2 separate regions of the Homo sapiens genome follow, and region 1 is linked to region 2. A link is a loop called in an ENCODE intact Hi-C map of the cell type or tissue named here. Cell type or tissue: K562. All regions are shown on one strand. Each heading gives the region's core, and the rest is flanking DNA. Links, peaks and the distances in the headings are about the cores only. Region 1 has its middle 65 kb from the start of AKAP4. Region 2 overlaps AKAP4 (A-kinase anchoring protein 4).

Evidence for each region. Peaks named below come from ENCODE experiments on the same cell type or tissue, not always from the same donor. Only the 100,000 strongest peaks of a DNase experiment are listed, where the experiment ranks them.
Region 1: a loop joins it to region 2, with 7 times the contacts of the local background. A loop is called at or near these places in 2 of 110 quality-filtered maps.

What each region holds. Positions count from the first base shown.
Region 1 is chrX:50,131,454-50,140,664 of GRCh38, forward strand. No RefSeq gene overlaps it. Among named protein-coding and RNA genes, the nearest start is that of AKAP4, 65 kb to the right of the region's middle. In K562, for the core only: no CTCF peak of the experiment used is centred there; DNase peaks (open chromatin) are centred at 4,988 and 5,488.
Region 2 is chrX:50,197,061-50,199,560 of GRCh38, forward strand. AKAP4 (A-kinase anchoring protein 4) reads right to left here. Exons shown (of 6, transcript NM_003886.3): 2 at 1,597-1,692; 3 at 484-534. Among named protein-coding and RNA genes, the nearest start is that of AKAP4, 2.7 kb to the right of the region's middle. In K562, for the core only: no CTCF peak of the experiment used is centred there; a DNase peak (open chromatin) is centred at 1,501.

The DNA of each region.
Region 1 (9,211 bases), core at 4,145-6,644, 61 kb before region 2:
TGCTTCAGAAGAGACCTGCAAAGAAGCTATGGATTAAAGATAAAATAATGTGGCCGGGCGTGGTGGCTCACGTCTGTAATCCCAGCACTTTGGGAGGCCAAGACAGGTGAATCACCTGAGGTCGGGAGTTCATGACCAGCCTGACCAACATGGAGAAACCGCATCTCTACTAAAAATACAAAAATTAGCCTGGCGTGATGGCGCATGCCCATAATTCCAGCTACTTGGGAGGCTGAGGCAGGAGAATCGCTGGAACCCAGGAGGCGGAAGTTTTGGTGAGCCGAGATCGCGCCATTGCACTCCAGTCTGGGCAAGAAGAGTGAAACTCTATCTCAAAATAATAATAATAATAATAATAATAATGATAATAATGTAAACTCATGCAAGACAAAAGAAAACAAAGAAAACCCAAAACAACCAATCAGGTCAAAGAGCTGGCACTTAAACTCCTACTAAGTGAACTTTATCAGTCACACTACAAGTTAAGGGCATTGATAATCTAATGAGATCTGACAAGACATTGACCCCAACATTCAGCCTTTTTTTTTTTTTGTCATTATGAAAACTTGGCATACATTCAGCACTTCTAAGATGTTTTGAAATCTGGATATACACTCATGATCATTAGAAAGAAATCTTGCCCTAAGTGCTTGGATTTTGTAACTCAAGATTATCAGTTACTGACAGTAAGAAGCTATCATGATAGTTAAGACCTCTAAAAATAATATTTATTTCATTTTTATCTTATTTTAGAATTTCAAATTGAGATATTTTCAATTTGTTTCTCAATATTTTTTAACTGATTGTGCTTGGAGGTCACTGGTATTGAGAGAAGAGCATGGGTATTGAAGTCAGAGGGATCTGAATTCAACTTCTGTCCCCTACTCTCTATATCCACAGCCAAACAAGGCAAGATCATCTCCTTCCTGGACTAACACAATGACCTCTTAATTGTCCTTCTTGACTTCCCTCTAATTCTCTTACGTCAAGGCTATGATCTTACTGGGGGTACCATTCACATAGAATACAATGTGTGCTGTCCCGGCAACCCTGCGGCCAGAATCACTTTCCTAAAACAAATCCACTCTTGCCACTCTCTTTTAGAAGCTTTTATTGAATTCCTATAACTCTGAACCAAGGGTTCCCAAAATAGGATCCAAGAGTCCTTGAGAGTCCTTGAGATTCATTAAGCAGGTCCACAAGGTCCTCCTTTTTCTAACCACCTATCTGTGTGAAGCCAGATTCTTTTTCATATACTTTAACGAAAACAACATAATGCAACAGATTGAATTTATTTATTTATTTTCCTTTCTCTTTTTTTTTTTTTTTTTTTTTGAGATGGAGTCTTGCTCTATTGCCTAGGCTGGAGTGCAGTGGCACAATCTCGGCTCACTGCAACCTCCGCCTCCCAGATTCAAGCGATTTTCCTGCTTCAGTTTTCCCAGTAGCTTGGATTACAGGCATGTGCCAACAAACCCAGCTAATTTTTGTATTTTTAGTAGAGACAGGGTTTCAACATGTTGGGCCAGGCTGGTGTTGAACTCCTGAACTCAAGTGATCCACCCGTCTCAGTCTCAGCCTCCAAAAGTGCTGAGATTACAGGCATAAGCCACCACACCTGGCCTGAATTTAGAAGCAGATATAGGAATCCAACTGTCATCTATTAAAGAGATCTGGAAATATGTAAAACAATACCACTTTTCTCACTTACTTTTCAGTTTTGGAAAACAGAAAATATTGTTATTTTTCACAAAATGCTATTCATGCTAAAATATAGCTAATATATAGTTTATTGTTGTTATTTTATTTTTGAGATAGTGTCTCACTCTGTTGCCCAGGCTGGAGTGCAGTGGCATAATCTAGGCTCACTGCAACCTCCGCCTCCTGGGTTCAAGCAATTCTCCTGTCTCAGCCTCCCAAGTAGCTGGGGTTACAGAGGCATGCCACCACACCCAGCTAATTTTTGTATTTTTAGTACAGACGAGATTTTACCATGTTGGCCAGGCTGGTCTCGAACTCCTAACCTCAAGTGATCTACCCGCCTCGGCCTCCCGAAGTGCTGGGATTACAGGTGTGAGCCACCATGCCTGGCCCATTGTTGTTATTTTAAAATGAATAAGTAAATACTTAAAAATTTTTTCAGTTTAATTTCTAATGTAGTAAAAATCACTAGATACAGCCCATATAAACAAAAGCTTCTGGGGGGTCCTCAATAATTTTTAGGCATTTACTGTGAAAGGGTCCTAAAGACAAAACGTTTGAAAACTGCTGTTCTGAAAAATAAACTCCAAAATCCTTCAGCACCAAGGCTTACTAAGGTTTTTCTGATCTGATGCCTGCCTACTCATTGGCCTTACCACTGCCCTCTAGAAGTTTCCTGTCTAGTTATACAGAACTGCTTACAGTTTCCCTAACTAGTACAACTGTCTCTACCTCTTGGGCCAAACACTGGGGACTTGTAGGGTTATTAATTAATTAATTTATTAATTAATTTATTTATTTATTTATGTAGAGATGGGGTCTTGCTATGTTGCCCAGGCTGGTCTCAAACTCCTGGGCTCAAGCAATCCTCTTGCCTCAGCCTCCCAAAGTGCTGGGATTACAGATGTGAGCCACCATGCCCGGCCTTGTAGGGTCATTTCTGAAGAGAGAGGGCCTAGGAAAAAATCTTAGTGCTAGTAGGAGTCTCAAAGACTCTATTGGTCAGGGTTCTTGGTGACAAACAAACAATAGAACTCACTCTAGCTAGTTTTAGTAGAAAAATAAGAATTTAAGTATATTAAGTAACTCAGAAAATTTGAATTGTCCACAGAACCAAATAAATTTTGTCTCCAAAAACAATAGCCCAGTTGAGCTCCTCTGGGAGAGGCACTATTGCTCTCTGTAGGTAGGCTTGGTGTAGCTTCAACACCAATGCAGGCCTGATGCATCACTGCAACACAATTTAGCACCACTGCCTGTGAAAGCTGGCTGTCTCTCCTCCACATCCTCCACAGTGGACTCTGAGCAGTGCCTCTTTCATGGCATGCTCTTCCAAATTGAATTCTCTTCCAAATCTCTATTGGGTTCAGTAGGCTCTAAGTCATATGCTTGTAACCTGTTGGCAAGGGAAGCAGGAATGCAGATGTCTGGTTCCTGCTTTGGGAAATTGTGAGCTCATAAAGTAGCAGAGGGCTCAGACAAAGGAAGAGGGCTCAAGGATGTCACAAAATGATAAATTTCCACTCCAGAGACCATAAAATCCAACCCCCTGGTTTTTCAGATGGGGACTGACTTTCCTAATGTCATACACCTCTCTCATTTGTGACAGAGCTGACCCTGGAAGCCATGTGTCCCTTCGATGCTCTTTCTACCAACAAGCATTGTTTCCCAAGTGTCCAACTGTGTCATGTGCAATATTCAGACAGGATGTAGTCAGGAAGGAAACCAAACAAAAGCTGATATTTGTTCTTTTATTCATTCAACATAAATTTCTTGAGCACCTGATTTGTGCCAGGAACAGCTACACAATGATCTCCAGAAATCACTCTCTGGGGGGTGAAACAGACAAGTAAACAGGCAATTTCTATACAATGTTAGAAGTGCTATAATAGAGAAGCATAGGTGGCCCTGGGTACACAGAGTAGGATCCAATGGCGTCAAACTCTTGTTATGGGAGGTTTTCCATCAGACAAAAACCTGAATAGCATATTCCTGAGATTTTACATGGGTTTTTAATTTCAGGTGCTTAAGCAATGTAAAGATTACTCACAGGCATTTTCAGACATAGGTCCGATGATGTTCTGGAAGTTGCCCAATGTTGCACAGCCTCCATGAGGCATACCTCATTGGAAACCATATTCTGTTGTATGGCTGACTTCTGGGGGTCCTCAGTTTCTTCATCTGTACAATGAGGATGATGACTACTTTGATTTCATTTGATCTGAGGACCAAATAATATAGTATCTTCAATCAAGGCTCTTCTGGTTGCTAGCAACAGAAACCTACTTGAGCTAGCTTAGTTAATAGGAAGGCTTATTATAGGATATAAGGAGTTTCATGGAACACAAGGTCAGTAAGTGTAGCCATGTGTCAGGAGGGACTAAAGCCATGAACTGGAAACTCACCAGGAATCAAGGCAGTTCTGTCCCTCTCAGTCTGTGTGTTCTTTTGTCTATCCATATCCACTCCAGTCTCTTCATGATCCTGATTTCTCTGCTTTTCCATGACCTTGACTAAATATAGCTTCTCCACAGCGATTGGATTTATAAGTCTTGGGTTTAAGTGACCAAAAGTGCTGACTGGCATCTCTGAATCCAATTCTAAATTTTCAGGGTAGAATCTGCTTGTCCCAGTTTAGATCAGGGATGCTGTGTGGTTCAATCAGTTCCACCCAGGAGTCAGGGTTGCGACACAGCTGCCAGGAACCCACCCCTGTGGCTGGTGGCTGGGAGAGATCTGGTTCTTAGAGAAGGGGGATTAGGGGCTTGGCAGACCCCCCCAAAGCAGATAATGTATGAGAAGGCATGACGACAGAAATAGTGGAGGATCCCAATAATGGCCATCTATTTTTCCTGCCTGCCTGCTACCTGTTCTTTTTTTCTGGTAATAGTTTTTATTCTTTGGGCTCTGAGTGGTGGACACATGATCCAAGTTGGATTGATCATAGTACCTCATACCCTGGCCAAGCTCAGTATGCTTGTTCCATTTAGCATCATTTTGGAATCCTTCTCCCTCTCCATAATCTGGCCATTTAACTCCTCCCACCCTTTGAGGCTTTACCTCAGGTTCAGTAGTGTTTATAGTCTGTCTCACACAGTTGCAAGGATTTTATGTTCTCTGCTGACTTTGAGCCTCGTGTCCCTAATGAGATATATAGGAAAGTCTTCTAGGAGTCAACTGGGTCACCAGGTGGGGACATAAACCTTTCCCAGAAGTTCCGTAGCTGACCTCCTTTTATACTTCACTGGCCAGAACTGAGATCAATCACTGGTGAGGGGGAAGAGCACTGCTGTAACTGTTGTAAACTGATTATGGCTCATCTAGTGCTGACTCACCTCCTGAGATCAAGAGATCTCTGTCAAACACTTGATCAATGTTGGGCTGCTATTAGCAAGAAGATAGAAGAATAAAATTGGCCAGGCATGGTGGCTCACACCTGTAATCCCAGCACTTTGGGAGGCTGAGGTGGGCAGATCACTTGAGGTCAGGAGTTTGAAACCAGCCTCGCCAACATGGTGAAACCTCATCTCTACTAAAAATACAAAAATTAGCCAAACGTGCTCACTTGAACCCAGGAGGCGAAGATTGCAGTGAACCAAGATTGTGGCACTACACTCCAGCCTGGGCGACAGAGCGAGACTCTCTCTCAAAAAAAAGAAAAAAAAGAGAGAAAGAAGAATGCTTGCCAAAAGTGTCTGTTCCAGACTGTGACCTCTAGGAAGATATGGGCTACTTGTGGTTTACTCTGTCTGCTATCAGTTTCCTTCAACTTGCAGGCCTTCTCATGCAGCCCCTAATTTCCTTCCTCTGTCCTCCTCCCATTGCATGCTTGCATGCTTCAGGGCAATTCATGGCTTCTAGCCTATTCTCTAGAAGGGGAACATGTCTGAGACCCTGCGGCTCTGGTGAAAAGGAATGGGTGTAGCAAAGAAGGGTAAATGAATACTTTCAAGTCTCTTTTTTGCATGACCTTCTTACCTTATTGCAAGAAGAACTAGGTAGTATCTGTCTGACACACATGGCCACATAGCATAGGGTAGGAGCAGGGCTCCTGGGGCAGATCTCCTGCATTCCGACTCTAGTGTCAATAGTTGTGGTAACTTAGGTCAAGTAACTTAAACTCTCTGTGCCTCAATTCGTCAGTTTTTTTTTTTTTTTTGAGACAGGGTCTCACTTTTTCACCCAGGCTGGAATGCAGTGTTAAGATCCTGTTTCACTGCAGCATCGACTTCCTGGGCTCAAGCTATCTTCCCACCTCAGTTCCTCAAGTAGCTGGGACTACAACTGTGTGCCACCAAGGCATGCTATTTTTTTTTTTTGTAGAGACAGGGTTTCACCATGTAACCCAGGCTGGTCTCGAACTCCTGAGATCAAGCAATCCTCCTGCCTTAGCCTCCCAAAGTGCTGGGATTACAGGCGTGAGCCACCGAACCTGGCCTAATTCATCAGTTTTAGCAAGGACAATAATACTATGTATGTACCTCATAGGGTTTTTGTAAAGATTAAAATGAGATAATAAATGCAAAACCCTTAGTATAGTGCTTGCATATAGTAAGTACTCACTAAATATCACTACTTATTACAGTAACTATTATTCATGCTACTGGAAAAGTCTGGAAAGAAACAATACTTGTGTCCAAATGGTGGATGCTGGGGGATTTAAAAATTTTTCTTCCTTATACTGTTCTGTATGCAAATGTCCTACAATGAGCATGTACTGCTTTAAACAATCAGAATGTAACACAAGATATCTCATTAAAAATCAATATTCAAACCCTCACATAAACATGAAACTCAAGAAAGGTCTTAAGTTGGGACATTTGAAACTATCAGAAAGAATCTACCTGCTACTGCCTGTCAGCACAACTACAGTGTAGACTAGTCACTATACCTCTTAGACTACACTCAAGCAGGGAAAAGCCTCAGCTGGTATTTCACAGCATTCCTAGGAAAAAGTGATGAAATGATGGATGGGAAAATATTTTGCAAAACTGAAAGCATATAGGGATAGAGAATATAATGATAATTAGGTTCAGATTCTTTGAATTTAGCTAAGCCAAAGAGGGCTGAGGATGCTAACCACTGAACTTTTTGAATGGGTAGGACTGGGTCAAGAGTTACCAGACTGCAGGCTGGGCGAGGTGGCTCATGCCTGTAATCCCACAACTTTGGGAGGTCGAGGCAGGCAGATCACTTGAAGTCAGGAGTTTGAGACCAGCCTGGCCAACATGGCGAAACCCTGTCTCTACTAAAACCATAAAAATTAGCCGAGTGTGGTTTTATGCCTGTAGTCCCAGCTACTCTGGAGGCTGAGGCAGGAGAATTGCTTGAACCTGGGAGGCAGAGGTTGCAGTGAGCTGAGATTGCACCACTGCACTCTAGCCTCTAGCCTGTGCAATAGAGCAAGACTCCCTCTCCAAAAAAAAAAAAAAAAGAGTTATTAGGCTACAAGCTGGTTGGGCATTTTGAGACACAGTGTCCTACTGTGCAGAGCAAGGCTGAAGCTAGGATAGATGGTGGAAATATTGGACCTGACCTGAAGGCATAGGGAAGATAGGAAGAAGGAAGCTAGCATTTGTTAGGCACCTGCGACTGTCAGTTACTTTACATAAAATCTCAAGGAACTTAATCCTCACCTCCATGACAAATGTCAGAGGGACTTTCTATCACTGGAATATGGCCTTAAGACTTTGTGCCCAAGTCATGAACCATCTTTTCAGTCTTCTTCTCTCAGATGCCTCTTATCGTGGTTTTCTTGCATGGAAATCCCATTAAACAACTATCCTGATATTCATTCCATCTCCTTTCTTTCTTTTTTTTTTTTTTTTTTTTTGAGGCGGAGTCTCGCTCTGTCACCAGGCTGGAGTGCTGTGGCGCGACCTTGGCTCACGGCAACCTCCAGCTCCCTGGTTCAAGCAATTCTGCTGCTTCAGCCTCTTGAGTAGCTGGGATAACAGGCACGCACCATCACGCCTGGCTAATTTTTGTATTTTTAGTACAGATGGAGTTTCACCATGTTGGCCAGGATGGTCTCGATCTCCTGACCTCATGATCCACCCGCCTCAGCCTCCCAAAGTGCTGGGATTACAGGTGTGAGCTACAGCGCCTGGCCTCATTCCATCTCCTTTCTAAGGTAAGTAGGTGCTAGACTTGGGGTTTTTAATAATTGGCCCACTCACGGGAGAGCCCTGGAAAAATGGCAGCAGGATTCTCCCCACTTGGGAAGAATTTGGTGAGAGCCAGGCAGAGGATCGGGGATCAACTCAGGGACCGGAGTAAAGTTGCAAGAGGGTCCCAGTTCCAGCATGTTGCTCAAGTATTGAGTGGAAAAACCAAAGCAAAAGACTGGGCCTTTGTAGCAAGTTGATACCTGGGGTCTGAAGAGAATTACAGAAGCAATGAAGGCAATGGGAATGCTTACAATCTGGAGGCCAGTGTCAATTTTACTAGGAAATAGTGAAGTAAGAAGAAGGAGTCAAGGAATGACAAACAGTCTTTTTAGGCAGGGTGCAGTGGCTCACGCCTGTAATCCCAGTACTTTGGAGGCCAAGGCGGGCAGATCGTTTGAGCTCACAAGTTCGAGACCAGCCTGGGCAACATGGAAAACCCAGTCTGTACAAAAAATACAAAAATTAGCCGGACATGGTGGTGTGCACCTCTAATCCCAGCTACTTGAGAGGCTGAGGTGGAAGGATGGCTTGAGCCCAGGAGGCATAGGTTGTAGTGAGCCAAGATCCTGCCACTGCACTCCAGTCGGGGCAACAGAGCCAGACCTTGTCTCAAACAAACAAACAAACAAATAAGACCACCACCAACAAAAGTCTTTTCAGTAGCCTTACATATTGATTTAATATAAATAATCAAGAATAACAGATACAAACTGTTGCACAAGTTTGTATCTTGTGCACAAGGGGCTGCACAAGTCTCAAGCTGAGAGCCAGCAAGAACCTACTTGTCCTCTTCCCTCAGCAAACAGCATCTACCTGTTCTACAGAATCTATGTGCTACTGCCTGCTATGAAATAGCTATTTTGCCCTTCACTTTGCCACTTCCATGCCCTTCGTACCCTGGAGAAAAGGACAGGGTACGTAGGCTTGTCATGACATGGGCCAACAGGAGGTACCCAGTGAGGTCTCAGTCTTATAGGCCACTCCCAGAGAATGTAGCTCTCAGCTCCCAGCTGTGCTCTGCTGCCCTAGGAGTGGGGATGCAGGTGAGAACTGCTGTCTTCCTCTGGGACAGGCCTCCTGCCTCTCTTCATCCTCATCTCTCTCCTCAGCCTTGTTCCCTCTGGACTTGAAGCTCTACATAGGCAGACCAGACAATGCTGGGCTTTCAGGACCTCATAGATTGGATTCCTGAGGGAGAGGTCTTGAGAAGGGGATCCACAGGCCAGCCCCAGTTGGTGGGCCTGGATGCTGGCATCTGAGCATCTGGACATCTTTTAGTTCTCATGCTGGGGGCTCACAGTGCAGGAAGGGTGTGTGATCCAGTCTGGCTACTCCCCGCC
Region 2 (2,500 bases), core at 1-2,500:
CTATGACTTCAAATCATGAATGTTATGACTTCTTTTATCTTTTTTCTTTCTGCAGGAGAGGTAGGCTTGTGAGGCTAGCTAATCTTTGAAGAATGAGACGAAGTTCCCTCCACAAATTACTACTCCCCACTCTGAAGATGCTCACAAAGCCACCAGTCTCAAGAACTATATTCATCACCCTTTGGATGGGTTTTTTTTTTTAAATAAAAAAATAAAAAACAACTTTTCTGACATGCTATCTTCCATGTTTTATCTCTTTCAGTCCTACCAGCAACTTAAGTGGCTTCTAAAATGAGACTTGATATCAAGAGTGACGGTAAATTCAGAACCAGGGATCTTGGGCTCATGAGAATGCTGGCTTTCCCCCTGAGTCCCCTCCTCCTTTCCCCTCTCTCCCCCCAACATTTTCCATTCTTCATACTTCACTGATAACCCTTCTCAGCAGCTTCCCACCGATTCTGACTCTGAGCAGAGAATACGCACCTTGTAATCTTTATCTTCTACATTCAGGGTGGACACATCGACAAAGCATATCTGCATCAAATTAGAAGGGTGAATTTAGAAAAACTCTAGAGAAAGGGGCATAATTTCTCTTTCTTGGAGATGATAATAGCACCTACCTCAGAGGGTTCTTGTGAGGATTAACTGAGATACTATATGGAAAGCATGTAAAAGCAGATTGCCTGGCACATAGTGAGTACCCAATAAATGTTAATACTGTGATTATTGTTAGGCAGACAGAATCTTAGCATTAGCACATTTCTTAAATGAGAATACCAACCTCCTGTCAGAGTGAGGCCTGAGGTACAATATCCACATGTATTAATTGAGAAAACTGTGAAGAGAAATGGCTTGCCCAACTGACACAAACTTAAATGTGGAGCTTGTATTAGAACTCAATTTTCCTGGCTTCCAGTTTAGAGCACTTGCTACTACACTAGTGTTTCTCAAAATTTATTTTATTATCAATAATATAGAATATTTTAAGTAGTGTATGGATAAATATTTCTGCATTTAATAGGTGAATTTTATTGTGCATTAGGGAGAATACATACTAGAACATCAAACCTGGGATATTATGGATAATATTTCTTAGCATGATTGTAATTTTTAAAATGTAAGTCAATTTTTAAAACATTGTAAAAATACATATTAATTAAATAATAGTATGCGTGACATTTGAACATGATTGAAGACTGTGAAGCCCTGTGAATTACTTGAAGTTTGGGAAACAGACCATGAAGCATTTTGCCCTCCTGAGGGGTCCTAGGGTAACATTGTTAGCTAGGCAATATTATTATGACTTAAGAGGTCTTAACTAATAGAGGCTGGTTGCCAGGCAACCACCACTCCTCCCTCAGGCTCCTCCCCAGCCTCCCCTCCCCAGGTCCTTTACATCACACCACACCCTGCCCCTCCCTTGATTTTTATCTCTGTGTGATGTATGAGCATGCTGGCCCCTGACAGACCTTGTTGAGCTTGGTTGCTTGGAGAAGTCAGGGTATCATCGTCCATTAGTTTATCTTGGGCCCCAGGATATCTATACCCATATGCCAATTTTTCCTACTCCTCGGCATGAGTCATTTTTTATCTTACCACTTTCCGGTCCTGATCTTGCTGTCCTTCTGGGTTGTAGAGATCTACCTTGCACACACCCCTGTGGCTGCGTAACCAGTCAATATCATCAGACATCTGGAAAGAGAAAGAAAAGAAAGCTGAAATGCTTATATATGGTTTTTGGAAACCGGGTCAATTTGGATAAGAATCTCTGGAGGGGTTCTGAAATCCATTTCTGTGTTTCATATATAGGTTTAGGCTAGGAACTGGTGGGGTGAGCAGTGGGGGACACATTGAGATGTTTGAACTTGATGCTTAGGATCATTATCTTTTAGCAAAATCCATAGTCTCCTTTAATTTAGACTCCCCACACCAAGTATTTGGAATCATGAGAGTATGATGACCTGGGAATCAAATTTAAAAGGAAATCTAGTGACTTTGGGGATTACATTTAGTGATTTACTTCTACCCAACTCTACTAACTAAATGTCTCTGATCTCCACATTTCTTTACCCCCTCGAGTACCTTCAAAAAACTCCAGCTCACGTTACCCCCTCTAACTTAATTCTAGCTAACTCCAGTTCAACCAGTCTTTCCCATTACACTAAAGAAAGTGAAATTAGATAAATAGCTATAACACATCACTCAGAGCCATTGGAAAATACTAAAGTCAATAGCAGTAAATAAATAGCCCTTTTATTAAAACAACATATACAATTTCAATATATAGAACAAGATTTTGAATGCTGAGAAAACCCAGTCTAATAACCATAAATATAACACCGAGAGACAGAAATCTGAGGGAAGACCAGACCCTGATCCAATAGGATCAAGTTTAATTTATTTTAGAAAGAAAAAATAATCTCTGCCAACTTCCTTCCACCATCACCCCCTGCCACCACCTCCCAACCCAGTCTGGAACTAAAAGTAAAAAGGAAATGAC